Linked DNA regions of Homo sapiens: region 2 is linked to region 1. A link is a loop called in an ENCODE intact Hi-C map of the cell type or tissue named here. Cell type or tissue: heart left ventricle. All regions are shown on one strand. Each heading gives the region's core, and the rest is flanking DNA. Links, peaks and the distances in the headings are about the cores only. Region 1 overlaps GSK3B (glycogen synthase kinase 3 beta). Region 2 holds the start of LOC105374065 (a long non-coding RNA gene).

Evidence for each region. Peaks named below come from ENCODE experiments on the same cell type or tissue, not always from the same donor. Only the 100,000 strongest peaks of a DNase experiment are listed, where the experiment ranks them.
Region 2: it touches region 1 in a loop (8-fold over the local background); 16 of 110 quality-filtered maps call a loop at or near these places.

Annotation. Positions count from the first base shown.
Region 1 is chr3:119,882,560-119,899,240 of GRCh38, forward strand. All of the region lies in intron 7 of GSK3B (glycogen synthase kinase 3 beta), which reads right to left. Among named protein-coding and RNA genes, the nearest start is that of NR1I2, 110 kb to the left of the region's middle. In heart left ventricle, for the core only: a CTCF peak has its summit at 9,558 (motif pointing right); no DNase peak of the experiment used is centred there.
Region 2 is chr3:120,134,483-120,151,163 of GRCh38, forward strand. LOC105374065 (a long non-coding RNA gene) reads left to right here and starts at 11,182. Exons shown (of 3, transcript XR_924392.3): 1 at 11,182-11,464. RefSeq lists an enhancer at 10,599-11,798. In heart left ventricle, for the core only: a CTCF peak has its summit at 9,921 (motif pointing left); no DNase peak of the experiment used is centred there; H3K27ac peaks cover 790 bases.

The sequences.
Region 1 (16,681 bases), core at 5,501-13,500:
GTATCAGTACACATCAGCATGCATATAATTAAGGTTTGATATTTACAACTTTTTATGTAAGTATGTTTTTTACATACCTTGAATCCTCCTTTAATATATACCAGAAAATGCACGTAGAAAATCTTTACCACAATGGGAAATAATCTGCTTTGATGAATAGTGATGATATTTAAAAAGTATTTTTTTTCTTCTGCAACTCATTCCTTTATAAAGATTAATACACTTTTACCATCAGTTTTGCTGTTGATTTGCATTTATTTCACCTGGGTTCCCCACTGGTTAAAAAAAGGTTTCTTTATTATATTTACAATCAGTGGTCAGAGTTTTAACTAGCTATATTCTTTACCTTCAAAATATAGTTATCAGTGACTGTTAAGAGGCTTTAACTACCAACCTGTAAATAGAATTGTTGGTGTATTCACTATAAATTATTTTAAAAAGCAATTAACTAAAAAAAGGTCTGTCAGCACAAAATGGCAAAGAAAATCCTATTCATCCATTTACCATCACATGACTGAATCACGAAGGCTATTACATGGGAAACAGAGATCCTAACATTACAGTATGTTCCACGTTTAATTCAACTACTATCATTTTTCTAGTCTTTTTCTTACTGTATTTTAAATCTTAACACCAGGTTCTCCTTAGGGTGGCTGACAGTGGGATTTACAACATATTAAAAAATACTAAAAATTCAAAAAGCTCTCAAATTTGAAACACTGAAGAATATTTTATTATGACAAGGTCCTCACAATATAGGAAAAAAAGCACTTATTTCTGTTGGTGACTTCTAATGATAAACCAATTAAAACAAAACATTAGGGAGCAATTTAAAAATGCCTACTATCCTTAGACGTGATCATGAATGGTCCCCAAAAAAATTATTAAAAAAAAGAGGAAACTAGATGAGAGATTTTCTAGTTCAGGGGTCAGCAAATGTTTTCTGGAAAGGGCCAGACAGTAAATATTTAAGGCTTGTGGGACACAAAGTCTCTGTCACTACTCAACTCTGCAACATGAAAACAACCACAAACAAAAGTTTATTTACAAAAATGGGTAGAAGACTGTGTTTGGCCCCTGGACCCTACTGTGTTGACCCTTGATCTAGTACAAACATTTTTAAACATGAGAAAAACAGACCCAGAAGGAGTACCTTTTCAGAGGTCATAACTAGAAACAGAGCTAGAAAGTAATTTAAATCTTATCAGTGGTAAACAAATTTTAGGAGGTGGCATCAAAGAATCTGGTTATTGAATGTGGCTGGAAGGTAAACAATTTCAGTAGTTGTGAAAAATCTTGATGGTATTAGGCATGAAGGAGTAGATCAGAAGAGAAAATAATATTTGAGACCAGACATTCAGGAAGAACCAGAAGGAGATCTCCACCAAGTGGTGAACATTAGATATATTACTTAGAAGAGAGCTTGAGGCTAAAAGAACTGCTTTGGTAGTACCTGCGGTATAAGTGCTAGGTGGCTGTGACAGTGTATAACAGGCAAAGCAGACAAAGAAGAGTGCTAAAGATGGGCATACAAATATACAGAAAAAAGAGAAATTGAAACAGAAGGCTGAGTTAGAAGTACAAGGAGTTGGGTGAGGTCCCATAAGACAGTGACACCATGGGGGCAAAGGAAGGCGAACACTTAAACGACAGAGAAGTATCTTATGACACAATGAACCCAGGCAAAAAATACAGCCCAAAAGGTGTTCACTGCAGGTGGCCACTAAGGTTTCCTTTCTGATCTTGCTGAGGTCACGGGAAGAGCAAGCCGACCATAATCACCTGACATGAGTTTAGTGGAATTAAGTTTTCCTTTCAAAGTACTGCCAGTGAGAGAGAGAGGAGAGAACAAAGAACAAATATTTATTAAGCACATAGCATGTAAGAGCAGTGTGCTAGACACATCAATTTTCTTTTCTCATTTGAATTTTACAGATACAATATTATCCTCTTTTACATGTGAAAAACCTAAGGCTGACAGAAGTCTCAAGGTTACAATTTGTCAGTGGTAGATAGGGATACAAATGCATGTGTCACTGACTCCCTAAAATGGTCTATCCAATGTTAAGGGCAGAAAACAAGGAAGAGTTTTTACAAAATAACATTTAAAAAGTCATTTTCTTAAACTACAGTGATTATACCATAAAAAAGAAACATGAATCCTTTTGAGTTGTATAAAATATATAAAGGTTTTGTAAGATCACGAGGTTATAAACAAGTTTCAAAAGTTAAATAGACTTTTTGGCAACTTAAAAAAAACCCTGATTTAAATAAAATCTACCCCTATCATGGTAATTCAACTTAATAAAATGAACATCAACATTATACCGAATGGGCAAAAACTGGAAGCATTCTCCTTGAGAAGTGGAACAAGACAAGGATGCCCACTCACCACTCCTATTCAACATAGTACCAGAAGTGCTAGCCAGAGCAATCAGGCAGGAGAAAAAAATAAATGGCATCCAAATAGAAAAATAAGTAGTTAAACTATTTTCTTTGCAGATGATATGATTCTATACCTAGAAAGCCCTAAAGACAAAGGTTCCTGCCAAAAGGTTCCTGGAACTGATAAATGCCTTCAGTAGTTTCAGGATAAAAAATCAACAAATGAATAAGTAGCATTTCTATACACCAATAATGTTCAAGCTGAGAGCCCAATCAACAACACAATCCTATTTACAATAGCCACAAATAAAATAAAATAAAATAAAATAAAATAAAATAAAATAAAATACCTAGGAATACCTCTAACTGAGAAGGTGAAAGATCTCTACAGGGAGAACTACAAAACACTGCTAAGAGAAATCACAGATGACACAAATGGAAAAGCATTCCATGCTCATGGATTGGAAGAATCAGTACTGTTAAAACGGCCATACTGCCCAAAGCATTCTACAGATTCAATGCTATTCCTATCAAACTACCAATGTCATTTTTCATGCTATTCCTATCGAACTACCAATGTCATTTTCCACAGAACTAGAAGAAACTACTCTAAAATTCATATGGAACCAAAAAAGAGCCCATATAGCCAAAGCAATCCTAAGCAAAAAGGACAAAGCCAGAGGCATCACATTACCTGACGTCAAACTGTACTATAAGGCTACATTAATCAAAACAGCATCATATTGGCACAAAAACAGATTCATAGACCAATGGAACAGAACAGAGAACCCAGAAATAAAGCCACACACAGCCATCTGATCTTCGTCACAGTCGACAAAAATAAGCAATGGGGAAAGGATTCCCTATTCAATAAATGGTGCTGGGATAACTGGCTAACCACATGCTAAAGAATGAAACTGGACCCCTATCTTTCACCATATACAAAAAGTGACTCAAGATGGACTAAAGATTTAAATATAAGACCTCAAACTATAAAAATTCTACAAGAAAACCTAGGAAACACTATTCTGGCCATTGGCCTTGAGAAATAATCTATGACTAAGTCCTCAAAAGCAACTGCAATAAAAATAAAAATTGGTGAGAACTAATTAAAGAGTTTCTGCATAGCAAAAACAACTATCAGCAGAATAAACAGACAACTTACAGAATTGGAGAAAACAGACACAAACTACACAACTGACAGAGGTCTCATATCCAGAATCTATAAGAAATTTAAAACAAATCAACAAGCAAAAAACAAATAACCCCATTAAAAAATGGGCAGAACACGTGAACAGAAACTTCTCTAAAGAAGAGATGTAAGTGGCCAACAAACATGAAAAAAATGCTTCACATCACTAATCATCAGAGAAATGCAAGTCAAAACCACAATGAGATATCATCTCACATCAGTCACAATGGCTAATTAAAAAGTAAAAAAACAACAGATGCTGGTGAGGCTGCAGAGAAAAGGGAACACTTATATGCTATTGGTGGGAATGTAAATTAGTCCAGCCACTGTAGAAAGCAGTTTAGAGATTTCTCAAATAACTTGCTTGACCCAGCAATGCCATTACTGGGTATATATCCAAAAGAAAAATTGTTCTACCAAAAAGATACAACCATTTGCATGTTCACCACAGCATTCTTCACAATAACAAAGACATGGAATCAACCTAGATGCCCATCAACAGTGGACTAGATAAAGAAAATGTGGTACATATACACCATAGAATACCATGCAGCCATAAAAAAAATTACGTCCTTTGCAACAACATAGATGCTGCTGGAAGCCATTATCTTAAGCAAATTACTGCAAGAATAGAAAAGCAAATACTGCATGTTCTCACTTATAAGTGGGAGCTAAACACTGGGTAATCATGGACATAAAGACGGCAATAATACAAACTGAGGACAACCAGAGCAGGAAAGAAGGCTGCAAAACTAACCACTGGGTACTATGCTCAGTACCTGGGTGAAAAGATCATTCATACCTCAAACCTCAGCATCACCCAATACACCCAGGTAACAAACTTGCACATGTACCCCTGAATCTAAAATAAAAGTTGGAAAAAAATATTTTAAACTGTTAATAACAGAGGTCTTTAGCAACAGAAGAATACTATGAAGAAACAGTCATCTAACTGGCTAAACAAGATAAAATTGAGTATAAAAAATCTAAAACTTATTTTAAAATGCTTTGTGAAATATACTTAATAGAATGCCATGCAAAGGCTTGCATGGTATTATTATTTTTTTAAAAGGCCATTATAGACTTCTGCATCTAGCTGTGATGAAATAACGAACACTGAAACTGCCCTCCAGGTGTAAACAACTAAGAAACTGGCTGACAAACAAAATTCAACATTTTTAAAGAAGTAGGAAAATATAAGAAGAGAAAAAATCAAAAGTCAGTCAACAGACACAGATCCAGAAATGACAGAGAAGACAGAATTGGCACATAAGGACTTTAAAATAGCTATTATAACAAGGAGAGAAATAGAAGATATAAAAAAGAACCAAATGGAAATTGTACAGTTAAAAAATACAGTATGTGAAATTAAAACTTCACAGGAGAGGATTAACAGGTTAGACACAGGGAAGAAACTCAATCACTGAATTAAAAAAATAGCAATAGAAACTATCAAAGCTGAAGCATGGAGGGAAAAAACATGTACACATGTGACTTGAGTCTGATGGTGGGAAGTATGGGGTGGGAAGTAGGGCAGATGCAGAAAAACTATTTGAAGAAACATTACCAAAACTTACCCAAATTTTATAAAAACCATGATTATCCCACAAACACAAGAAGTTCAATGAACCTTAATGAGGACAAATACAAAGAATACTATAAAAACTCATAATCAACTGATAAAAGCCACTCACAAAGTGAAAATCTTCAAGAATGCCAGAAACACATTATAGACAGGGTATATACAGGGTATCAACAGTTGACTTCTTAACAGAAACAATGAAAGCCAGAAGAAAATAGAGATCTCTCCAAAAACTGAAGGAAAAATAAACCCTGGAAACCAAGGGAAACCAATTTCTGCATCAAGTGAAAATATCCTTCAAAATACATTTTTAGGCAAACAAAAGCTAACCAAGTTTGTCACCAGCAGATCTTCACCACAAAAAAGTAGTTCAGGATTAAAGAAAGACTTCTGAAATGGGCATTCTGATCTACACAAAGGAATAGAGAGCACCAAAAATGGTAAATATGTGGTTAAATGTATGATATTTCCCCCTCATTAAAAAATTCCTCTTGAAGAAATTGTTTAAAGCAAAGTAACAACTGTTGCGGGAAGTCAGGGACCCTGAACACAGGGACCAGCTGGAGCCACGGCAGAGGAACATAAATTGTGAAGATTTCATTTTAATATGGACATTTATCAGTTCCCAAATAATACTCTTATAATTTCTTAAGCCTGTCTTTACTTCAATCTCTGAACATAAATTGTGAAGATTTCATTTTAATATGGACATTTATCAGTTCCCCAAATTAACAGTTCTGTAATTTCTTATGCCTGTCTTTTTTTTACTTTAATCTCTTAATCCTGTTATCTTCATAAGCTGAGGATGTACGTCACCTCAGGCCCACTATTGTGTTAACTGTACAAATTGACTGTAAAGCACGTGTGTTTGAACAATATGAAATCGGTGCACCTTGAAAAAGAACAGAATAACAGCAATTTTCAGGGAACTAGGGAAGACAACCATAAGGTCTGACTGCCTGCAGGGTTGGGCAAAATAGAGCCATATTTTTCTTCTTGCAGAGAGCCTATAAATGGATGTGCAAATAGGGAAGATATCACTAAATTCTTTTCCTAGCAAGGATTAATACTCTGGGAAAGAAATGCATTCCTTGGGGGAGGTCTATAAACGGCTGCTCTGGGAGTGTCTGTCTTATGCCATAGAGATAAGGACTGAAATCCGCCCTGGTCTCCTGCAGTACCCTCAGGCTTAGCAGGGTGGGGAAAAATCCCGCCCTGGTAAATTTGAGGTCAGACCAGTTCTCTGCTCTCAAACCCTGCTTTCTGTTAAGATGTTTATCAAGACAATACGTGCACTGCAGAACATAGACCCTTATCAAAAGTTCTGCCTTTTGTCCTTTGTCCTGTTTCCTCACAAGCATGTGATCTTTGTTCTGCCTTTTGCCCTATGAAACATGTGATCTTGGGACCTACTCCCTGTTCTTGCATCCCCTCCCCTTTTGAAATCCTTAATAAAACTTGCTGGTTTTGCAGCTCAGGTGGGCATCACGGTTCTACTGATATGTGATGTCACCCCCGGAGGCCGAGCTGTAAAATTCCTCTCTTTGTACTCTTTCTCTTTATTTCTCAGCCAGCCGACACTCATGGAAAATAGAAAAAACCTATGTTGAAATATTAGGGGCGGGTTCCCCCTATAAACAACAAATATTGTAAGGATTATAACATGTAGAATTAAAAAGTATGAAAACTATAGCACAAAGAACAGGAAGGGGAATGGAAATACTGTCACACGGTTCTTGTTTTCTATATGACATGGTACATTACTACTTGAAGACTGACTGTAATATATTGATGCATATTTTAAATCCTAGACCAACCTCTAAAAATGCAACAAGGAGGTATAGCTTAAAAGCCAATAGAAAAAATAAAAACCACTGATTTAATCCATAGGTGGCAGTAAAAGAGGGGGAAAAACAGAGCAAAGGAAAGATGGGATGAAAGGAAAACAAATACGAAGGTGCAAAACTTAAACTCAACCACAGTGATAATTACACTGAATGTAAATAGTCTAAGTACTTCAATTACAAAGGCAGAAATTGTCAAACTCAATTAAAAAACACCTAACTATATGTCTGTAAGAAATGCACTTTAAATTAAAACACATAGAGTAAAAGTAAAAGAATGCAAGAAGTTATACCATGCAAAATCATAAGAAAGATAGAGTGCCTATATTAATATTAGAAAATGAAGACTTCAGGATAAGAAAATTAAACAAAAATAAAGAGGGGCATTTCCTAATGATAAAAGTCATTTTAAGACTAAATCTAAAATTATTGAGAATACCATGTGTTGATGAGAATGTGAAGCACTGGAATTCTGATGTGTTGTTGGTGGGAGTGTAAAATAGTAAAACTGCTTTGGAAAATAGTTTGGTAACCATACACTTACCATATGATCAGCAATTTCAGCCCTACTTTTTTATTCAAGAGAAATATAAACATATGTCTGCAAAAACACCTGTAAACAAACATTCATAGGAGCTTTACTCATAATAACCAAAACCCCAAAACAAGTCAAATGTCCATTCATAGGTGAATGGATAAAGAAATTGTGGTATACTCATAAAACAGAATACAACTTAGCATAAAAAGGAATAAACAGGTGATACAGGCAGCAACACTGACGAATCTCAAAAACATGGTACTGAGCAAAAAAAGCCAGATACAAAAGAAATATATGATTTCGTTTATGAAATTCTAGAATAGGCATCTGTAGTGACAGAAAATAGATCAATGATCACCTGAGACAGAAGATGGGAAACTGACCACAAAGGAGAATGAACAGGGTGACCAACCATCCCAGTTTGCCTGGGACCATCTTGGCAAACCCCTCAGTCCAGGCAAACTGAGACATTTGGTCATTCCAGGCTATAAAAAGAAACATTTTTAGGGTGATAGAAATGTTCTAAATCTTGACCAGGGTAGTGGTTATATGGGCATGTTTGTTGGAATTTACTAAACTGTCATTTAAAATGCCTATATTTTATTACATATAAATTATATTTCTATTAACTTGATTTAAAAAGTAAAAAAAAAAAAAAAAGGGACCATTATGTAATTTGTGTTGCCTTTACTAAATGCAAACAGAAGTTTAACCTTCTTAAATTGCTATTTATAAGGCTAGCATTAAAAGTATCAGAATCTGTCAAACCCTAAAATCAGAACTATTTTATATACAATATGCATATTTTTTAAGAAAGCAAAGATGAGACATAATCAAGAGGCATTTAAAAAACTTTTCAGCCTCTGAAGTTATTCACATTTCAAAACGTTTACTTAGAGCCTATTCCTCAAGAAGCTCTAGGGCAGAGAGACTTGTACGTAAATCAACAACAATCAGGTGACAATAGTATAGCAAAGTAAGTATAGGTAATGTGTGAGGTGAAAGTGCTACACTGCACTGGAAAGAGGAAGGGATTCAGGAAAGGTTCTGGAAGGGGAGTCAAGAGCTGATTTTACTTAAGGAATGTAGCAGGCAAATGAGTAAAAAGTACATTCTATGCACACTAGATGTGTAGGTGAAAAACAGCATTCTAAAAGAGAATAAGGACTGGATTATAGATGGATGATATAATTAAAGGCTAAAAGGTAAGCAAGTGATAGATATGAAGAGCAAAGATTCAGAACGCATGACTATCTTTAACACCACAAACATAAGACATTTTAACAACTATCCTATTTCAACCTCTGAGTATATCTTTAGGTTTTATATTAAGTTTTTATTAGGTTCAGAGTATATTTCTACCTGATTTACTCCAGCTGAATTCTACATTTGGAACTTTTGAAACAGAATAATTGAATAATTTTATAGATAAAAAAGATGTTTGACAAATTATCATTTCATACACAAAACAAGTCTTAGGGTTCACTTGAATTTTAAGAGATGGAAATTTTTTTTCCTCCAAAACGTTTAGACTAAAGACATATATTTTGAGTAATTAATACTTATTCCTGGATTTCCTGAAAACTGAGTCCTTTTTTGACTTAAAGGAAATTAAACTAGATGGAAATGCTTTATGCACTCTTCTGTAAGTGTATTTCATACAAAAGAGGGGGGAATTTTAAAAATTATCACACCAATGGGAAGGGAACATATTCTCAGTTATCTATTACTAGAACTCATGATCTTTTCATTTGTTGCAAAAAGCATCAAGATCAGCCTGCCCCACCCCTTTGGGGATGTTGTTCATCCCCTTACTATTAAATCAATCAATTTATCTGTTCCTGGCCCTACCTAGTTAGAAATTTATCCAAACACTGAAAAATATCAACACAGGAATTATGAGTTGATAATTACTGTCTTCAAAGAAGTACTACGGCCCAAGAAGCACCTCACAAAAAGCAACTGACAAGCTCTGAAACGCTAGTATTTCTTCCACAACGTTGTTTATTTTATAGTTCAACACCAGAGGTCGCCAAACTTCAGCAATAGAGGTGCATGTGTAGCCTTTAAGAGCGAAGTAAAAGAAAACCTATTAGAAATGTCGCTACTCCGCTTAAAATCCTGCAATTGCTTCCAACTGCTTACAAGCTAATGTGATCTGGCCACTGTCAACAGCTCCAGTCTTCTCCTTCCTGGTAAACTCATATTCTATCAACCCCACCAGGCAGAACCTTAAGCGACAACCATAAAGAAACACACCAAACCTAGTTTTACTAAATATTTATCCACTCCCTTCCGCTCCCTATCTGGTAAATACTTTTTCATGTTTCAATATTCAGCTCAATGGTTAGCTCTCCTAAGAAGGCTTTCCAGACAGCACTACTCTGAGTGAAATGCTTCTGCCTTTGTATTCTGCTCAGACATCTGGAATAATACTGGGCTTGCCCTATTGCCCTCAGTTCCTCTCCTCCCATCCATCAGTCTCTGAAGCCCCTGAAGGCAAGAAACCTCTAAGTTCTTGCCCAGCACCTAGTAAAAACTGTTCACTAAATTAACGCATGTAGTTAATGTGGTATGCACCTTGAAAGACTAAAGGGATGTATGGCTAGGCTTATAGATAATGAATTCAATAAAGGTTTTAAAAATGAAATTATATAACACAACATAATCATTGTATAAATGGTTGAATACCTAAACATCTTCATTTATTTTCTGCATATGGAATTTGGAGTGTTGGGTTGTGTTAGATTGGCTGCTATATCCTCAAAAGGACAAATTTTTCTAAATAGAAAACATGTATTCTGTTTCAAAATATCAGTCTAATGACAATAGAATCACTATCATTTTCACTTATAGAGGACTGATATGAAATGTCATCTCCTCTGGCATTTTCCTACAATTTACAGATTTTACTATTTATTTTTTGAGACAGAGTCTTGCTCTGTCAGCCTGGTTGGTGTGCGGTGGTGCAATCTTGGCTCACTGCAACCTCTACCTCCCAGGTTCAAGTGATTCTTGTGCCTCAGCCTCCTGAGTAGCTGGGATTACAGGTGTGCTCCACCACACCCAGCTAATTTTTATATTTTTAATAGAGATGAAGCTTCCTCCTGTTGGTCTTGAGCTCCTGGCCTCAAGTGATCCACCCATCTCAGCCTCCCAAAGTGCTAGGATTTACTGCATGAACCACCGCACCCAGCAGGTTTTACTTTTTAAATCTACTAGTTGTAGGTAGCTAAAGTAATAAGCTCAATAATGCAGATTTTACCCAGTTTATACCTCTCCCCTATACTATATGATTACAAGTTGGTATAAGCAACCATTTTCTTGGGGTGCAATATTTCTCTCTCAGGGTTTCCTTCTAATTTCCAAAAGGCAAAGAGCAAAAAGGTATAGCTGCAGCAATATGAGTCTTAAAGCCCCATTAAGAACTTCAGTGATTTTCATCATTTTTCAGAGCAGCAAGCTGTCACATTATTTGAGCACAAGTAAACAATTTGGGTAAAGTATTTATTTAAACTAGACAGAATGAACTACTAAAGGAGGGTCCCCCCGTGTGCCTATACTCTATTTCATTCACTCTTTCTTGCCTGTCATTTAACTCAAGTTGATCAGCTCTCCTTCCCTTTTAGGGGGCAATCGGGGTGGATGGTACAACTCTGAGAAACCCTTTAGAGTCCTTTGCAAAACTATAGTCAGGGTTTATTGCCTTCCTTAAGATGCAGTGGAAATGACAAAGACATTCTTTTACAGATAGATGTGCTCACTTTTGCCTTAAAAAAAAAAAAAAGCTTTACTGTACTTCATGTATCATGAAACCCACCCCTTATACAACTGAGTGATTTTTACTACATTTACAGAGGTGTGCAATCATCACTGCTGTCTAATTTTAGAACATGTTCATTACCTCAAAATGAAAGCCTGTATCCATGAGCCATCATTCTCATTTCCCCCAGCTCCCCAGAACCACTAATCTTTTTGTCTCCACAATCTGTCTCTTCTGGACATTTAATATAAATAGAATGGAATTATATAATATGTGGCCTTTCGTGTGTGACATTTTCTTATCTATTCATCAGTTGCTAGAAATTTTATTTGTTCCTTTTTTGGCTATATAACATTGCTATAAACTTTGCGTACATGTTTTGTGTGGATGTAAGTTTTCAGTTATTAGGATATATACCTACAAGCTGAATTGCTGGGTCATATAACTCAATGTTTAATAGTTTGAGGAAGTGCCAAACTTGTTCAAGGTTTGCATCATTTTACAACCACACCAGCAATGCATGAAGGTTCCAGTTTCCCCATATCCTCACCAACATTAGTTACTGTCTTTTTATTTTAGTCATTATGGAGAGTGTGATAATAGTATTCATTATGGTACTGACTTGCATTTCCTTGATGAATAATGATGTTGAGCATCTTTTTGTATGCTTACTGGCCATTTGTGTATCTTCTTTAGAGAAGTGTCTATGCCGATTCTTTGTCCATTTTTCAAGTGGGCTTTCTTTTTATTATTGAGTTGTAAGAATTCCTTACATACTGTAGATACAAATCCCTTACCAGACATAATTTGTAAAAATTTTCTCCAATTGTCTTTTAAGTTTCTTGATGCTGTCTTCTAAAGCACAAGTTTTTAAATTTGACAAAGTCCAATTTACTTCTATTTTCTTTTATAATGTGTGCTTTTTGTGTTACATGTATGAAAATATTGACTAATTGAAGTTCACAAAGATTTATATCTGTTTCCTTCTAAGAGTTTTATCGTTTTGGCTCTAACATTTAGGTCTTTGATTCATTCTGAATTCATTTGTTTTTAATTAATTGACGAATTATAAGTGTATATAGTTTTGAGGTAAACAGTGATATTATGGGTATACAATGTGGAATAACAGAATCAGACTAATTAACATACCGATTACATTAAATACTTATCATTTGTTCCTCCTGTCTAACTATAATTTTGTACCCTTTGACCAACATTTCCCATCCTCTCCACCTTCTGGTAAACACTATTCTTCTCTCTCCTTCTGGAATTCAATCGTTTCAGAATCCACATATTAGTAAGACCATGCAATATTTCTCTTTCTATGCCTGACTTACTCTACTTAGCATAATGTCCTCCAGGTTCACCCATGTTGTCACAAACGACAGAATTTCCTTCTTTCTTAAGGCTAAGTAGTATTCCACTGTAGTGGATATATATATACCATATTTTTCCTTCCGTTCATCCACTGATAGGTACTTACGTTGTTTCCATATCTTGGCTTTTATGAACAGAACTTGAGAGTACAGATATCTCTTTGACATACTGACTTCAAGTCTTCAGGATAGATTACCTAGAAGTGGAACTGCTGGATCATACTGTAATTTTATTTTCAGTTTTTGAGGAACCTCCATATAGTTTTCCATAATGGTTGTACTAATTTACATTCCTAACAACAGTGTACAAGGATTCCCTTTTCTCCACAAGCTATATAATTTTTGTATATGGTGTGAGGTGGGGGTCCAACTTCATTCTTTTGCATATGGATCCAGTTGTCCAAGCACCATTTGTCAAAAAGACTATTGTTTCCCCATTGAATTATCTTGGAATCCTTGTCAAAAATCAATTGACAATAAATATAAAGGTTTATTTCTAGACTCTCCATTCTACTTAATTGATCTGTATGGCTACATTCACGCCAGTAATACATTGTCTTGATTACTGCAGTTGTGTAGTAAGTTTTGAAAACAAGAAGTGTGGCTGGGCGTGGTGGATCATGCCTGTAATCCCAGCACTTCGGGAGGCCAAGGTAGGTGGATCACTTCTTGAGCCCAGGAGTTTGAGATCAGCCTGGGCAACATGGTGAAAACCTATCTATAACAAAGAATACAAAAATTTGCCAGGCATGGTGGTGTGTGCCTGTAGTCCCAGATACTCAGGAGGCTAAGGTGGGAGGACAGCTTGAGCCAAGAAGGTGCAGGCTACAGTAAGCCATGATTGTACCACTGCACTCCAGCCTGGGTGACAGAGCGAGACTCTGTCTCAAAAAAAAAAAAAAAAAAGTGGCTCCTCCAACTTTATTCTTTTTCAAGACTGTTTTGGACTTCATTCTTTTCTTACTAAATAAAAATTTATACTTGGAAACAAATCATCTTCCTCCCCGCCAAAAAGTTTTGATTACGTAAACTATTGAACATAAAGTGAAAAATTCATTTTTGGTTGATACATATTCATAGGAGTCAAAAGACCTTTTTTTCTAGGTGAATTTCAGCTAAAGTGGTATTCTCAAGGAAGCAGTATAAAATAGAAAGGGGGGTATATGAATCTCTTGGATTAAAAAAAAATACATGTAAAAATCTGTATACACATCAACCAGTTTTACTTTCCTTCGAGAATCACTAACACTATAGTTCTTTGTAGCATCACAAGCCAAGATTTCCTTCATACTGTCTTAATATCTTATACATCAAATAAACAATAAAATATTGCTTTATAAATATGAAATAGCATTCAGTATACTTTTAAAAACTAGAAATGCCCCTTTCTACAAGATTGCTAGTTTCTTATACTTTTCCTACTAGCCAACTATTAAGAATCATTGGTGTCAAACATTTTAACCTTTTATTGCAAAAAAGGAAGCAAGAATTCCTTAGTAAAACATAGATCCTGAAGTCAGGGGTCTAGCATATGCATGCTATCAACCTGACAGATTTCTGTCCCTGTCCCATCTCTCACCTGCCCCTTCATATACTTTATAGATTTCTCCAAAGAAAATGTATTAAATTGAGGCCCTGAAATTAGGTCAACACACAAAATAACTCAAAAGGCAACCCTGCACAAGAATCTGCAGTTGATGACTACAGGGTATTATATCCCAGGAAAAGTAATCATATGGATGGTCCTTTGACTCAGGTCCTAAAATACAACTATAAATAAATTAGTTTTGAAGTGACAATGTCATGAAACTTCAGTTTGTCTGGAAAAAAGTTTCTTTGTATAAATAAAACATCACTGGCAAATTAGTAAATAACTACACTGCATATTCTGGGAAAAGTAACGATTTCAAATGGATGCCATTATCTGCAAGTCAAAAGACAAACTGAGCTACATCGCCAGGAGTTATTTTTCCATGCCTAGGCACACATACTTTTAAGTATACAGGGATTTAACTAAGTATGGGTAAGTTACTGTAGACCAAATACAATTTCATAATATTAGTTAAAATTAATGTTTCTTTTGGTCTATGGAAAACATTATACTAATGTTGAGCAGTTATTGCATTAGAATAATTCTTTTAATGCCTCCGTTTTTCTTATTTTAAAAATGTTGGCATCATATCGTATGTGTAATACCCACTTTCTACAGGTGGTTATTATTAACTGTAGTCTTATTTCCTTGTACTATAATAGGGGAAAGATGTTTACCCTGGAGTTCTTGGGAGAGCTACGGGAAGGCCAAGAATCACCTAAAGTTGCATACAAACTGTTTGGTATTTATTCATTTTTCTGGGGGGAAGTGTCCACTATTACTAATAGATTTTCAAAGTAGTCCATGATTTAAAAACTATTAAGAGCTGCTGCTCTGATCAGCAATAAATGAAAAAATTTAACTGATAATACAAGAACAAATTAAGTACCAACTAACACAATCAGTCAGTCAAGACAGCGCCACTGAACTTCCAGCCTGGGTGACAGAGCAAGACTCTGTCTCAAAAAAAAAAAAAAAAAAGAAAAAGAAAAAGAAAGATTGTCTGACAATGAAAATGTTAAGTCAGGAAACAAGAGTGTAGGTACACATGGGCACTGAACAAACTATAGGACAGGACAGGGATAATTAAAATCCAAAATATTTGCTAAATGAAGATGGTGAAAATAAGGTTGAACTGTACAGAAGCTCCTTGATTTAAAATGGGGTCATATCATGGCAAACCCATACATAGTAAGCTGAAAATATCCTAAGCTGAAAATGCAAACAATATGTCCAATCTACTGAAATCACAGCTCAGCCTAGACTACCCTTAAATGTGCTCAGCACAATTACATTAGCCTACAGTTGGGCAAAATAATCAAACACAAAGACTATTTCATGATAAAGTGTCAAACATCTCATGTAACCTATTAAATATTGTCTTAAAAATGAAAAACAGAATGGTTGTACAGGTACTCAAAATACAGTTTCCACTGAATCTGTGCTGCTTTCCCAGTATTGGAAAGTCAAAAAATCATTAAGCCATCCTAAGTCGGGGACTGTCTGTAACTGAAAGCAAAGCAAAGGAATTGTGGGGACCATGTGTAATTGAAAGCAAAGCAAAGGAACTGACCATTACAATGGTTGAAACAGAATTAAACCTAAAGATACCTCAAATTGATTTCACTACTGTAAGATTTAGGGGTTGCATCACTAATTTGCTGGTAGACACAAATTTTTACAATATACATATAATAAGTAATAAACACAACTCAATGGGTTCTGGGTATCAAGTTGACATTAAGGATCATATAGTTTTTCCCGAAGGTACAAAATTCCATGAATAGAGGCTATAAATTGAGCTACAGATGAATCAGATGGTTTTTCCACCACCCTACTCTTCCTGTATATACGGTAATACAGTAGTTTCCCCTTAACTGTGGAGGATATGTTCCAAGACTCCCAGTGGATGCCTGAAAACATACGTAGTACCAAACTATATACTATGTTTTTCCTATACATACATACCTATGATAAAGTTTAATTTATAAATTAGGCACAGTAAGAGATTAAAAGCAACAACAATTAAAATGATATACTGTAAAGTTCTGTGAATGTAGTCTCTCTCTCAAAATATTTTCTTGTACTACACTTATCCTTCTTGTTGTGATGATGTGAGATGATAAAATGCCTATGTGGTAAGATGAAGTGAGGTGAATTACACAGGCCTTGTGACATAGCCTTAGTCTACTAATGATCTTCTGACTGTACACCAGGAGGAGGATCATCTGCTTGGAATGATCCTGGATCAGTGAGCCATAATAATGTCCATGGCTGGATGTCAGGAGCAAATGATGTCGATGACTAACGGGCAGGTAGTGTATACAGCATGGATATACTGGACAAAGGGAGGATTCACGTCCCAGGAGGAATGAAGCAGGACAGCATGAGATTTCAGCATACTACTCAG
Region 2 (16,681 bases), core at 5,581-13,580, 250 kb after region 1:
ACCAAACTAAGTCAAACCAAAAGTCTAACATCAATGTAAGCACTTCTGGAAAAAATCACTACTTTTTTAAAAAAATAGGAAAAATAGCTGCACACATATTAGGCACATTTGAGAAAAAAAACAGTTTTCATTAAGTCATCTGAATTTACGTACCTTTCATATCTGAAACACATTTATCTCACATTTCCTGGTTTTCTAACCAAAAGTTTGATTCAGAATACCTGCCATCTTTTCAAACTCTCTGATGAATTTACTGTCACCAGAAGCTATTTCTTTTAATGTACCAACAGATATAATGAATTAGACATAGTCTGATGTTATTAGGAGCTGAGCTTCTTAAAACATGGTTAACTGAGTAATAAAGAATGCCTCTCCACTCAGTTACGTATTTTTTTGTCATCAAAAATAGAATTATTTTAAATGGTCAAGAATGACATGTACTCCGGCCAGGTGCAGTGGCTCACACCTGTAATCCCAGCACTTTGAGAGGCCAAGGCAGGTAGCTCAACTGACATCAGGAGTTTGAGACCAGCCTGGCCAACGTGGCGAAACCCCGTCTCTACCGAAAATACAAAAATTAGCTGGGTGTGGTGGTTTGCGCCTGTATCCCAGTTACTCAGGAGGCTGAGACACGAGAATCACTCGAACCTGGGAGGTAGAGGTTGCAGTGAGCCAAGATCACACCACGGCACTCCAGCCTGGGTGACAGAGCGAGACTCTGTCTCAAAACTAAAAATAAATTTAAAAAAGAGTAACTTGTATTCAATGATTCATTTACTAGAGTTAACAATAACTATATTTAAACAAGCAACCTGGAACAAGATCAAAAGAAATCCAAAGACCTAGATACAGTTAAGTAGATTTGTTTTTATCTCCTACAAATTTTCTTTCCTATATATTTTTTTCTTTTTGAGACAGCGTCTTGCTCTGTTGCCCAGGCTGGAGTGCAGTGGCACAATCTCAGATCACTGTAGCCTTGACCTCCTAGGTTCAAGCAATTCTCTTACCTCAGGCACCCAAGAAGCTAGGGGCATAAGGCATGTGCCACCATACCTGGCAACTTTTAAAACTTTTCTGTAGAGATGGGAGTCTCACTATATTGCCCAGGCTGGTCTCAAACTCCTGGCCTCAAGCAATTCTCCCTCCTTGGCTTCCCAAAGTGCTGAAATTACAGGTGTGAGTCACCATGCCCCGCCTTTCCTGTATTTTTGAAATACAAACACCAGAACAGTTTTCTTTAAAATACCAATGTCATCATATCATTCACATGCTTAGAATTTTTCAAAATCTCTCAGTGCCATTAGGAAAAGTACAGACTTCTGAGCTGGTTACTAAGATTTCTCTTCTAGGCCGGGTGTGATGGCTCACGCCTGTAATCCCAGCACTTTGGGAGGCCAAGACGGGCAGATCACCTGAGGTTGGTAGTTTGAGACCAGCCTGACCAACATGGTGAAGCCTCGTCTCCCCTAAAAACACAAAAATTAGCTGGACGTGGTGGTGGGTGCCTATAATCCCAGCTACTAGGGAGGCTGAGGCAGGAGAATTGCTGGAACCCGGGAGATGGAGGTTGCAGTGAGCTGAGATCACGCCATTGCACTCCAGCCTGGGCAACAAGAGCGAAACTCCATCAAAAAAAAAAAAAAATTCTCTTCTAAAAGGGAATCCTTGTACACTGTTGGCAGGAATGTAAAATAATACAGCCACTATGGAGAACAGTTTGGAGGTTCCTCAAAAAACTAAAAATTGAGCAACCATATGACCCAGCAATCCCACTGCTAGGTATATACCCAAAAGAAAGGAAATCAGGGTATTGAAGAGATATCTGCACTCCTGTGTTTGTTGCAGAACTGCTTACAATGGCTAAGATTTGGAAGCAACCTAAGTGTCCAACAGAGGAATGGATAAAGAAAATGTGGTACATATACACAATGGAGTACTATTCCGCCATAAAAAAGAAAGAGATCCAGTCATTTGCAACAGCATGAATGGAACTGGAGGTCATTAAGTTAAGTAAAATAAGCCAGGCACAGAAGACAAGCAGCACATTTTCTCACTTACTTGTAGGACATAAAAGTCAAAATGATTGGGCTCATGGATATAGAAAGTGGAAGGATGGTTACCAGAGGCTGGGGGGGGGAGTCGGGGGGAGGTAGAGATGGATAATGGGTACAAAAAATAGTTAGAATGAATAAGACCTATTGATAGCACAATAGGGTGACTATTTAAATAATTATATATTTTAAAATAAAGTGTGTAATTGAGTTGTTTGTAACTCAAAGGATAAATGCTTGAGGGGATGAATACCCCATTCTCCATGATGTGCTTATTTCACATTGTGTCCCTGTAACAAAACGTCTCATGTACCCCATAAATAAATACACCTACTGTGTATCCACAAAAATAAAATAATAGTAATTCAAAAAGAAGAGACTAGTAAGCATTAAAAACATCCTGAAATTTTTTCCTTTCCATAGCAATATTGAAAAAAAAAAACTAAGTTTATCATTCTGTGAAAAAAAAAAATTCTCTTCTATGTGGCAGCCCCAAACCTACCTTTCCAGCTGCATCTCCCACTGTTTCCCTATGAGCACTTGCATTTCCAGCCAGTTGGGTCTCTGAGTAAGTCTTGTTCTTTCTTGGTGCTATGCCTATGTTCATACCATCTTCTCTACATAGAAAACTTTCACCAGCTCTTCCTATCCATATCAATTTTACTTATCTCTAAAAATCAGGCTCATATCCTCTGTGCTGTGTGAGGATTTCTTTGACTCCTAACTCGTCAAGTCAATCTTTCTAATTCCCATACCAAAAAGCATTCTTGTTCCAGTTCTTAATGTTGCTGTTAGGTTGTAAGGTGTGTCACCATTTGTTACCACGAAGAATTAAAGCAGAAGATTATGAATTTTAAAGTCATTAATTAATTGAAGCATTTTAAAGATTCTTTCCCACATGAATGCCACTTTCCCCCACCTGAGTCTGGCTGGGCTTTCTGTATGGGGGGCCACCTCTACAGCACTGGTGACAGCATGTCACCTGGTGTCTGCCCAGGAGTGTGTCTTGCTGAATGATTCTGAGTGCAACACTTTGCCATCCACTCAGCTTGTCCTTTAAGATCAGCCCCCAGGGCTCATGTTGGAGTATCAGACACCTCTAAAATATTGAGACTCCTGTGCAGGGATTTACGGTAGGGGAGGACCCTTGAGATGACTCCAAATCTATAATGTCCCTAGCAGCTTCAGCAGTTACCAGTGGGTGGAGATGTTAGGAAAGGAGTTATAGTTTGGGTGTAGTGACATGGTGGAGACAACACAGAAGCTGCCAGGACAGGCAGTGGTAGAGAGATGATAGAGACCACTTTGCAACTGAAAAAAACTTTGGGAAAACACGAGACCACCCCATCCCCACCCCTGCTTAGAGACTCCCAGAAATAGTTGGGTGGTATTTGAGAGTGGTCAGATTTCCCAGAGTTGAAGGCGACAGCAGAGTCAGAGAAATAACATTTTTACCATTACTGTGACTATTTTATTTCAGACAGGTGTGGCCTAGGACAACATGGGTTATATTCAGATGTGTTTATTTGCCATCTTAAGGCACACAGAAACAGCAGAGAGATAAAAATAGTTGCGTTTAGGTTACAGGATTATGGGTAATTTTTGTGGCAACAGTTTAATAACATATATAGTTATTATTAACCAGTTACCACAGAATTAACAAATATTATAAATATAAAAATGTTATCAAATTGCTACCATAAAATTTTATATGTTTAAAAAATATGGGCCAGGCACTGTGGCTCATGCCTGTAATCCCAGCACTTTGGGAGGCCAAGGTGGGCAGATCACTTGAGATCAGGAGTTCGAGACCAGCCTGGCTAACATGATGAAACCCCATCTCTACTAAAAATACAAAAATTAGCCAGTCGTGGTGGTGTGCATCTGTAATCCCAGCTACTCGGGAGGCTGAGGCGTGAGAATCGTTTGAACCCAGAAGGAGAAGGTTGCAGTGAGCTGAGATCGTGGCACTGCACTCCAGCCTGGGTGACAGAGTGAGACTCCATCTCAAAAAAAAAAAAGATATAGTGTATATATGTATATATTTATATCAATACATATTCACACATATGTACAAGGCATACCTTGTTTTATCATGATTCACTTTATTGCATTTCACATATGTATATTGCATTTTTACAAATTGAAGGTTTGTAGCAACCCTGGGTCAAGCAAGTCTATTGGCACATTTTTTCCAATAGCATATACTCACTTCCTTCTTGTGTCACATTTTGGTAATTCTCATAATATTTCTAACTTTATTTTTATATCTGTCATGGTGATCTATGATAAGTGACCTTTGATGTTACTATTGTGACTGTTTTGGGGCACCATGAACTGTACTCATACAAGATAGTGAACTTAGTTAATGTCGTGTGTGCTCTGACTGTTCCACCAACTGCTCAGTCCCCCATCTCTCTCCCTCTCCTCCGGCCTCTCTATTCTCTGAGACATGATGATGTTTAAATTGGGTCAATTGGCCAGGCACGGTGGCTCACGCCTGTAATCCCAGCACTTTGGGAGGCCGAGGCAGGTGGATCACGAGGTCAGGAGTTCAAGACCAGCCTGGCCAAGATGGTGAAACCCCGTCTCTACTAAAAATACAAAAAATTAGCCAAGCATGGTGGCATGCCCCTGTAATCCCAGCTACTCCGGAGGCTGAGGCAGATACTTGCTTAAACCTGGAGAGGCGGAGGTTGCAGTCAGCCGAGATCACGCCACTGAACTCCAGCCTGGGTGACAGAGCAAGGCTCTGTGTCAAAAAAATAAAGAAAAAAAAAAAAGAAAGAAAGAAATTGGGTCAATTAATCACCCTACAATGGCCTCTAGGTGTTCAAGTGAAAGAAAGAGTCATGCATCTCTCACTTTAAATCAAAAGCTAGAAATGATTAAGTTTAGTGAGGAAGACATGTCAAAAGCTGAGATAGGCCAGAAACTAGGCCTCTTGCACCAAACATCCAAGTTGTGAATGCAAAGGTAAAGTTCTTGAAGGAAATTAAAAGTCCAACTCTAGCAACACACTAATGATAAGAAATTGAAACAGCCTTATTGCTGATATGGTGAAAGTTTGAATGGTCTGGATAGAAGATCAAACCAGCCATAACATTCCCTTAAGCCAAAACCTAATCCAGAACAAGGCCCTAACTCTCTTCAATTCTGTGAAGGCTGAGAGAGTGAGGAAGCTACAGAAGAAAAGTCTGACGGTGGCAGAGGCTGTTGCATAAGGTTTTAGGAGAGAAACTCTCTCTGTAACATAAAAGTACGAAGTGAAGCAACATGTGCTGATGTAGAAGCTGCAACAAGTTATCCAGAAGATCTAGCTAACATAATTGATAAAGATGGCTACACTAAACAACAGATTTTCAATATAGACAAAACAGCCTTCTATTGGAAGAAGATGCCATCTAGGACCTTCTTAGCTAGAAAGAAGTCAATACCTGGCTTCAAAGCTTCAAAGGACAGGTTGACTCTCTTGTTATGGGTTAATACAGCTGGTGACTTTAAGTGGAAGCCGATGCTTACTTACCATCCCCCAAATCTTAGAGGTGACAGCGTTCTGGAGCCCTCACAGCCCTCCCTCGCTCTGGGTGCCTCCTCGGCCTTGGCGCCCACTCTGGCTGCGCTTGGGGAGCCCTTCAGCCTGCCGCAGCACTGTGGGAGACCCTCTCTGGACTGGTGGAGGCGCAGCCGGCTCCCTCTGCTTGTGGGGAGGTGTGGAGGTAGAGGCGCGGGCGGGAACCCGGGCTGCGGGCGCTCTCAGGCCAGCGAGAGTTCCGGGTGGGCATGGGCTGCACGGGCCCGCACTTGGAGCCGCCGGCCGGCGCTGCAGGCCCCGGGCAGTGAGGAGCTTAGCACCCAGGCCAGCAGCTGCGGAGGGTGCGCGGGGTCCCCCAGCAGTGCTGGCCCGCCGGCGCTGCGCTGGAATTCTCGCCAGGCCTCAGCTGCCTCCCCGCGGGGCAGGGCTCGGGACCGGCAGCCCGCCATTCCCGAGCCTTCCCCTACATCATGTGCTCCTGCACCGCCCAAGCCTCCCCTACGAGCGCCGCCCCCTGCTCTGCGGCGCCCGGTCCCATCGACCGCCCAAGGGCTGAGGAGTGCTGGCGCACTGCGCGGGACTGGCGGGCAGCTCCGCCTGCGGCCCCCGTGCAGGATCTACTAGGTGAAGCCAGCTGGGCTCCTGAGTCTAGTGGGGACTTGGAGAACCTTTATGTCTAGCTAAAGGATTGTAAATACACCAATCAGTACTCTGTGTCTAGCTCAAGGTTTGTAAACACACCAATCAGCACCCTGTGTCTAGCTAAAGCTTTGTAAATGCACCAATCAGTGCTCTGTGTCTAGCTAATCTAGTGGGGACTTGAAGAACTTTTGTGTCTAACTCAGGGATTGCAAATGCGCATTTATGCGTGTTCTGTGGGTAAACTGTTATCAAACAGCATCTCATGCTACAGAGAGATCTTTTGTGAAAGGCAGAGTCAATTGATGCATCAAACTTCATGGTTGTCTCATTTTTAAAAATTGCCACAGCCATCCCAACCTTTAGCAACCACCACCCTGATCGGTCAGCAGCTACCAACATTGAGGCAAGATCCTTCACCTGTCAAAACAGACCAATCAGCTCTCTGTAAAACAGACCAATCAGCTCTCTATAAAATGGACCAATCAGCAGGATGTGGCTGGGGCCAGATAAGGGAATAAAAGCAAGCTGCCCCAGCCGGCAGTGGCAACCCGCTCGGGTCCTTTCCACACTGTGGAAGCTTTGTTCTTTCACTCTTTGCAATAAATCTTGCTGCTGCTCACTCTTTGGGTCCGCACTGCCTCTATGAGCTGTAACACTCACCGCGAAGGTCTGCAGCTTCACTCCTGAGGCCAGCGAGACCAGGAACCCACTGGGCGGAATGAACAACTCCCCACGGCAGGAATGAACAACTCCAGAGGAGCCACCTTAAGAGCTGTAACACTTACTGCAAAGGTCTGCAGCTTCACTCCTGAAGCCAGCGAGACCACGAACCCACCAGAAGGAAGAAACTCCGAACACGTCTGAACATCAGAAGGAACAAACTCCGGACACACCATCTTTAAGAACTGTAACACTCCCCGCGAGGGTCCGTGGCTTCATTCTTGAAGTCAGTGAGACCAAGAACCCACCAATTCCAGACACATTAGGACCCTCAAGAATTATGCTAAATCTGCTGTACCTGTGCTCTATAAATGTAACAACACAGCCTGGATGACAGCACATCAGTTTACAGAATGGTTTACTGAATATTTTAATTCCACTGTTGAGACAGTGGGATTAAATGCTCAAGCGAAAGCATTCCCTTGAATATATTAGTGGTCATCAACAATGCAGCTGGTCACCCAAGAACTCTGAGGAGATGTAAAAGGAGATTAATGTTTTCATGCTGCTAACATGCATCTATTCTGCAGCCCATGGCTCAAAGAGTAATTTTGATTTTGGGGTCTTATTATTTAAAATATGTATTTCACAAGGCTATATCTGCCATAGCTAGTGATTCCTCAGATGGATCTGGGAAAAGTAAATTGAAAACCTCATAGAAAGGATTCACCATTCTAGATGCCATTAAGAACATTTGTGACTCATGAGAGGAGGTCAAAATATCAACATGAACAGGAGTTCGGAAGTAGCTGATTTCAACCCTCATGAATGAGTTAAAGGAGGTCAAGACTTCAGTGAAGGAAGTCACTTCAGATGCAGTGCAAATAGCAAGAGAACTAGAATTAGAATTGGAGCCTGAGAACTAGAACTAGAATTAGAAGTTACCATCTCATGACCAAACTTGAACGGGTGAGGAATTGCTTCTTATGGATGGACAAGGAAAGTGGTTGCTTGAAATGGAATCCGGTGAAGATGCTGTGAACATAGTTGAAACGATAACAAAGAAATTATTACGTAATCTCAGTTCATAAAGCAGTGGCAGGCTTTGAGTGGATTGACTCCAATTCTGAAAAATATTCTGTGGGTAAACTGTTATCAAACAGCATCTCATGCTACAGAGAGATCTTTTGTGAAAGGCAGAGTCAACTGATGCATCAAACTTCATGGTTGTCTTATTTTTAAAAATTGCCACAGCCATCCCAACCTTTAGCAACCACCACCCTGATCAGTCAGCAGCTATCAACACTGAGGCAAGATCCTTCACCAGCCAAAAAAAAATTACAACCTGCTGAAGGCTCAGGTGAGCATTAGGATTTTTTAAGCAATAAGATATTTTTAAATTAAGGTACAAACATTATTTTATATTATATATATATTATATATTATATATATTATATAATATATAATATTATATATATATATTTGAGATGGAGTTTCACTCTTGTTGCCCAGGCTAGAGTGCAATGGCACAATCTCGGCTCACTGCAACCTCTACCTCCCAGGTTCAAGTGATTCTCTGCCTCAGCCTCCCGAGTAGCTGGGATTACAGGCATGCACCACCACGCCTGGCTCATTTTGTATTTTTAGTAGAGACGGGGTTTCTCCATGTTGGTCAGGCTCGTCTCAAACTCCTGACCTCAGGTGATCCTCCCGCCTTGGCCTCCCAAAGTGCTGGGATTACAGGTGTGAGCCACCACGCCTGGCCAATTTTTTAGACATAATGTTATTGCACACTTAATAGACTATGGTATAGTATAAATAAAACTTTTATATGCATTGGGAAACCAAAAAATTTCTTTTCTTTGAGACAAGGTCTTGCTCTGTCACCCAGCCTGGAGTGCAGTGGATCATAGCCCACTACAACCTCAAACTCCTGGACTCAAGCAATCCTCCTGCCTCAGCCTCCTGAGTAGTTGGTGTACAGGTGCACACCACTGTACCTGGCTAATTTTATTTATTTTTATTTTTGTAGAGACAGAGTCTTGCTATGTTGATCAGGCTGGTCTTTTTGTTTGTTTTTGAGAGGAAGTCTCGCTGTTGTTGACCGGGTTGGAGTGCAATAGTGCAATCTCAGTTCACTGCTACCTCTGCCTCCCAGGTTCAAGCAATTCCCCTGCCTCAGCCTCCCTAGTAGCTGGGATTACAGGCGCCTGCCACCATGCCCAGCTAATTTTTGTATTTTTAGTAGAGATGGGGTTTCACCATGTTGGCCAGGCTGGTTTTGAGCTCCTGGCCTCAGGTCATCTGCCCACCTCGGCCTCCCAAGGTGTTGGGATTACAGGCATGAGCCACTGCGCCAGTCAGGCTGGTCTTAAACTCCTGGCCTCAAGCAGTCCTCCTGTCTCAGCCTCCCAAAAGGCTGGGAGTATAGGCATGAGCCACCATACCTGGCCAACATACATTCCTCACATTCATTTGGATACACTTTCTGACTGGACACTTCATGAGTCAATGACAGATTCCACATGAGGCCCCCTTCAGTTTCTGGTAGGAAAAGCCAATGTGTTTGGAGACAGAGGAAGAAAAGTTTCCATCAGGACATGAACAGGGAGATGGGAGATAAGTAGTCACTACCTGTGCACCAAGGAAAGATAAAAGAGAAAAGTAAATGATACAAGCTCTCTAGACATCAGGGTCAGCTTAGGGTAAGATCAGCTCGTAGACAGAATAGGTCTTTAGTCCAGTTCAATTCCACCCTCGTCTCCTTGGATCTCATTTTCTTCCATTTCTCCTTCAAATCCTTATTAAAATCTATGAAAGCACACCTCATTTCTTTGCCTGACTTTGTGTTTCTTGGGGCTCTATTAGCACAAGCGCTCATCCTCTGACTCTGAGTTCTTGAACCCCAGTTCTGGCTTTACTTTCAAGCACCAACTAGGGGATCCTGGACACCACATAATGCCCTTTAGGCCTCAGAAGATTCCCTCACATTAAGCTGGCTGTGTGGTGGCCTAACTCCCAGCTGCCACCTGCCGTCTTGCCCTGTGGATGTTCATCTACCAGGGAAGAGCTTTGGTGCAGACCCGGGCAATCAGTACAGTTTCATGAATGACATGGGCTCCTTTCCCGGGTGGACTGCATTCCTATCATTCCTGAGAGCATGCTCTGCTCTGATCCGTAACTTATCTGACCTCAGGAAGGCTTGAGAACATGTAAAGAAAGCAAATGAGCTGGGTATGGTGGCACATGCCTGTACTCCCAGCTACTTGGGAGGCTGAGATGGGGAGGATCACTTGAGGCCAGTAGTTCAAGGCTGCAGTGAGCCGTGATTGTGCCACTGCACTCCAGCCTGGGTGAAAGAGTGAGACATTGTCTCTAAAGAAAGTAGACTGTGGCTAAGGTCAGGCCCAGGCCATTCTTTCTGGGCCTACTGCTCTGTCAAGGATTTCTGGGGTTTACCATGCTTTAACCTCTGGGGCCTCTTCAGACTTCATGAATAGCATTTAGGTAAGCCAAGGTTGTAGATGGCCCCCAGGTCACATGACTCCCCCACCCCCATCCCAAGTGGCTTACTGAGTCTCAGATTTGTCTGATGCATTCATTAAGAAAATCCCAGCTGGGTGCGGTGGCTCACACCTGTAATCCCAGCACTTTGGGAGGCCAAGGCGGGCGGATCACAAGGTCAGGAGATCGAGACCATCCTGGCTAACATGGTGAAACCCCGTCTCTACTAAAAATACAAAAAATTAGCTGGGCGTGGTGGCAGGCACCTATAGTCCCAGCTATTCGGGAGGCTGAGGCAGGAGAATGGCGTGAACCTGGGAGGCGGAGCTTGAGTGAGCAGAGATCGCGTCACTGCACTCCAGCCTGGGTGACAGAGCGACACTCCGTCTCAGAAAAACAAAAACAAGAAAACCCCACGCAGAGTAAAGTGCTTCTGCAGAGCCTATGAGAAATCCTTCCTTTTGTCTTTACTTGGTCCATACACTATTCCAGGTGGCTCCAGGGATTCCTGGCCTGGTTAATATAAAGGAAACTTCTGGTAGCCTGACAGAAACTCTAGTCTAGGTTCCAGGTTTTCATCAGTTGAGAATTAATGGTTAACTCCCAATATCCTGAAGAAGTATCAGGGCTGTTTAATGCCCCAACATTGCCAAATAACAAGCTTTCTGTTGAACACCTAAAGCCTGCAGAGTTTCACTAATCCCATTGAGATCCTGACTTTTGGGACCAGACTGGACATCCCAGAGTTGCCAAAGACACCACACCCAGCATGAAATACTATGGCTTCAGGGCAGGCTCTAGATCAGTCTTCTGACACTTTAATGTGCTTGTGAGTCATCTGGGGATTTTGTAAAAAATGTAAATTCTGATTCAGCAGATCTGGGTGGGGCCTAAGATTCTGCATTTCTAACAGGTTCCCAGGTGGTGCTGATACTGCTGGCCTGAGGATCACACTTTGAGTGGCAATACTGTGAAGGCAGCAGTGTGGATGGAAAACACTCCAGAGTTCAGATTCCCTTCAATGAATATAGTTTTCCTGCAGCTGGAACGGAAAGTAGCTTTGAGACAAATGGTAATAGTCTTTATCCACTTGGCCTTTGACATCCCCTTGTAAGCAAGCAGAGACAAGGGAAGTGATTAGTGCTCAAGAGGAACCCACACACGTAGGTATTTCTGCCCAGCGGCACATATAACACCTCAAATGCTCACCTCATATCACCCCATCCCTCACCCACCCAGTGATGCTGACTGTTTTAGCCTTTAGGCCCTAGATAGGGCAGAAGAGAGGGTGTGAAATTGCTCAGTGACTGAACAAGGGTTAGTTCTGGAGAGCTGGGATTCTTAGAGAAGGTAACAGGGTTCTTTTCTCTTCAGTCTCTACTGGCTGTCCAGGTAGTAGTTGGCAGCTCACTGGGAAGGGCACTGTGATAGTCAGAAATAAATAGGCCAGGCGAGGTGGCTCATGACTATACTCCCAGCACTTTGGGAGGCTAAGATGGGAGAATTGCTTGGGACCAGGAGTTCGAGACCAGCCTAGGCAACATAGTGAGACCCCCCCCCTCATCTCTACAAATAATTAAAAAACTAACTGGGTGTGGTGGTGAGAGCCTGTAGTCCCAGCTACTCAGGAGGCTGAGGTGAGAGGACAGCTTGAGCCCTGGAGGTGGAGGTTGCAGTGAGCCAAGATCACGCCACTGCACTCCAGCCTGGCCAATAGAGTGAGACCCTGACTCAAAAAAAAAAAAAAAAAAAAGGGAAAGAAAGAAAAAGTAAAAATAAAAATATAAAATAAATAAAAACTTATTCCTGCTCTCCAGAGTCTTCTTATCAAGTGAGGAAGACACACGTGGGCAAATAACAATGGAATGATGTGCTAACTCTCTAACAGGCTTATGACAAATATCTATATTGAATGTACCTAGCAAGATGGTGGAGAATGAGGTTTGGGAAGGGTTCTGGAAACTCTTCTCAGAAGAGTAGGCCAGGAGCTAGGACTTTTCCAGGTGTAGAAGGAGGCATGGAAGGGTTTTCTACCCAGCATTTTCCTCAGGAAAGGGCCAGGAAGAGAGAGTAGCTCCAAATAGAAGCCCCTGGACCAAGATTCCTCAGAACATATGACATACGGAAGGTGACTGAAAGAGGAGCAAAGGCGCTTGCTGAATATTAGATACATGATTGGGCAGATGGAGCGTCTACTGTGGTATGAAGTTTTTCTCTTTTTTAATGTTTCTTTGAGTGATTTTATAAGTATTTCTAGTAAAGTTAAAAGTAGATAAAGAGATGATTGCTGTAATGAAAGGGGTGTTTATGAGCTTCTCAAAGATCTTTGCACCAGAAAGAGATCAAAGTCAGACCACAGTGCTGCAGGGGTGGGTCTGTTGCCTACCGCCAGCTGCAAAGGGGCATAATTGCCATCTAGTGGCACAAACCCACAAGTGTGAGCTCCATTCTTGGCGTCTGTAGTCTCTTCAGGTAAGAAATTGTTATGGCCTATACAACCTCCTCTGTCCTCTTCCAGTTCCTAGGCCCTTAGTTTGGTTACTGGAGAAGATTGGTCCAACTAGGAAAATGTCAAATGGACAGTATTATGCAAGAGATTAATTCATATTAAAATGTAAAGAGTCACTCAAATGAATGTGAATGACTGATGTTGCCTTGATGTCTAATTTGAGAGAGGAGAGGTGTTGGTGGAAGGACCAGGAGAACAGGAAGAGCAGGAATAGGGTGGGGATGGGCTGTCCCTAAGAGAAGGAACAAATACAGGAAGAGGCCCTGCAGGAGCAGCTGCCTTTGATTTTACTTGTTTACCTTCTCCTGGGAAGAAGCAAATAGAAGTTGCTCGTGACATTATTTTCAGAGCTATTTTCAGATAGTGTGGCTAGAAAGGGCCGCGGTGCTATTTTGCTAGCAAGAGTGTTTAGCACGGCTAATTTTATCACAGAGTGGCTTTGTTCCTAGATGCACCAGCATGTTGAATTAAACATTTTGAAGAAAGGAATCCCCTATCAGTGCTTCCTTGATGATGTGTGGTAGCTCCTTTGGCACCATGAGGGCCAGAGCATGGTCTTCTGCCAGTGCCTGACAGGGGATCATTGGTTAGAGTCTGTTTCAGTTTTCATACTGGGCTCCAATTCTCCAGGGCCCCTTATTATTTGCCTAATTCTTACATTACATAGAGAGAGCCCCAGGGCTCCTTATAGACTGTGAAAAGGTGTTTTCAGATAAGGAGGGTGACATGTAGCAAAGCAGAGCCATTATAGAGCAGGTGAGAGCCGGAATCCAAAGGAGGCCACAATCAATAAAACACAGGTAAAATGGGATTTCTGCAATCAAGGATTTTACAATCAGACCTACACCATTCTCATTTTGGCTTCTGATGAGCTGTGTGACAATTTAATTTTAATTTTTAGTTTAGAGGAGACAGGCTCTGGCTTTGTCACTTAGGCTGGAGTGCACGGCTCAGAGAAGCCTCAAACTCCTGGGCTCAAGTGATCCTCCTGCCTCAGCTCTTGAGCAGTTGGGACCACATGCGTGCACCACCACACCTGTCTATTTAAAAAAAAAAATTTTTTTTTTGTAGAGACAGAGTTTCACTATGTTGCCCAGGCTAGTCTTGAATTGCTGGTCTCAAGTGATCCTCCTGCTTCAGCTTCCCAAAGCACTGGGATTACAGGTGTGAGCCACAATGCCTAGCTCTGTGTGACAATTTAGGCAAGTTAGCTGATCTCTGGGGTCAGTTTCTTTGTCAGTAAAATGGAAATAAAAAGGTGCTGTGGTTTTTTTTCCAATGCCTACCTCCAAATCTCCCTTCTGAGTACCCCACTTCCTTCACTGTGCCTCCCCACTTCCTGTTGGCACAGTACCATCCTCCAGTGTTGCTCAGAGATCCCCCTCTTCTAGAAGGAGGAGTTCTCGTGGGGGATGGAACAAAACCACAATGAAGGTATATGAAGGCTGAAGCTTCTGAGCTGCTAAGAGATGTTCAGTGTTTGGGCTACCAGGTGGAGGACCCCTCCTTTCAGAATCTCCTGGCTTCTCTTTGGAATCCCTTCCTCCCTCTCATGCAAGGGACTGTATAGGGACCCCTTACCAAAAGTCTAGGTGTGGGTGGCTCAGGCTGACACTGCTCTGAGTCTAAATGAGGGATGGCTTTTCCCTAGGCACTAATTATTTGGTTCCCTTTTCCAAAGGGGCTCTTTTCACCATCTGAGTGTTAAAACCTCAAAAGGTCCAGATTAAGAAGCTAGACCCGAAGAAAAGAGTTTTAGAAAAACCGCCAGCTGCTCTTAGCCCTATTCTGGGATTTCTCATATTCGGATTATATACAATCCTCTTTTTAAAAAAATTGTGGTAAAATACACATGTCATAAAATTTAGCATTTTAAGCTTTTTTTTTTTTTTTTTTGAAACAAGGTCTCGCTCTGTCACACAGGTTGGAGTGCAGTGATACAATCATAGCTCATTGCTGCCTCCACCTCCTGGGCTCAGGTGATCCTCCTGCCTCAGCCTCCTGAGTAGCTGGGACCACAGTCAGCTAATTTTTTATTTTTGTAGAGACAGGGTTTCCCTATGTTGCCCAGGATGGTCTCAAATTCCTGGGCCCAAGGATCTTATCAACTTTACCTCTCAAAGTGCTGGGCTTACAGGCATGAGCCATTGCACCTGGCCCTTTTGAAGCATTTTTAAGTGTAAAGTTCAGTGGTAATAAGTAGATTTACATTGTTGTACAGTCATCACCACTATCCATTTCCAGAACTTTTTCCATCATCCCATATTGAGATTCCATACCCATTAAACACTAACTCTCCATTCCACTCTCCCCCGACTCCCTGGTAACTGCTATTCTACTTTCCATCTCTCTGAATTCTAGGTAACTTAAATAAATGGAATCATATTTGTCCTTTTGTGTCTTATACAGGCCTCTTTTAAAGGAAAAAAATTGTATGTTATAGACATGCTGTACTGAGTATTCTGATGTTACATACACGTACACATACGTGTAAAAGTAGATATAAAATGCTAAGCTTATAGCTCCACTTAAGCTTAGGCAATTATAAAATAAAATTACCAAACTAAACCTAAAAATCCACAAAATCTTGTATTATTAAGTTTAGTGTGAGAGATAATGTTTTGCTAAAACAAAACTTCCAAAGGCATCTAATAATAGAAATAGTTTTGGGTCTGGTTTCTACATTTAATTTGTGTTTGCATTTTGGCTCCAATTATTTTAATGCAGAGACTAACTGCACACATATGTTGTAGAAAATGTTACTAGTAACATCAAAGCTTTGTTTGATACTGCAGGATAATCAGGCCACATACTTAGCCATAATATTGCCAGTAAGCAATTCTTGGAGGCCAATTTTAATGAGGCATTACTAGATAATAATGTAAAATTATCTCTTCTTGGAGATAAAAGTAATATTGTGGTATTGTTGAAATATGAATTAAAGGGGCATCTACTCTAATTCTTGTTAGAATTGGGAAGAGAGAAACCCTTTATTGTGATTACCTACTATACTTGCTGCTAATGAACTGTTGCAAGTTGATATATACAAAGATAAGCTTTAAGTAATGGAATCTAAATACGAAATTGCCAGCAATGTCCAGGTTCTCTTGAGTTCAGTGTACTTATAAAACTATCTTGATTGCTATGAAACAAGCCACCCCAAAGCTGAATGGCTTAAAAGAACATGTGTCTCTCAAGTCTATGATTTAGGCAGAGCTTGCTAAGGATAGCTTATCTCTACTCCACTAGACCTTACCTGGGGTGGCTCAAATACTAGAAGCTGAAATCACCTCATGCAGAGGTCAATAAACATTTTCTGTAAAGGACCATATAGTAAATGATTTTCAGCTTTGTGGGCCATGCAGTCTCCGTTGTTAATACATTCTGCCATTGTAGTGCAAGAGCAGCCATAGACAAGTAAATGGACATAGCTGTAGTCCAATAAAACTTTACTTATAAAAACAGGCAGCAGGCTAGATTTGGCCCTCAGTTCAAAATCTGCCAACCCCTGATCTAAAAGCTTGCTCTCTCACATGCTTGGCAGTTGACACTGGCTGTTGTCTGGGACCTTACCTGGGTCTTCCAGCCAGAACACTTCTCTATTAGAGAGAGCCAGGCAGAAGCCCTATATTTTATTTTATTTTATTTTATTTTATTTTATTTTATTTTATTTTATTTTATTATTTTATTTTATTTTATTTTATTTTATTTTATTTTATTTTATTTTATTTTATTTTTGGCAGAGTCTCAGTCTGTCACCAGGCTGGAGTGCAGTGGCGC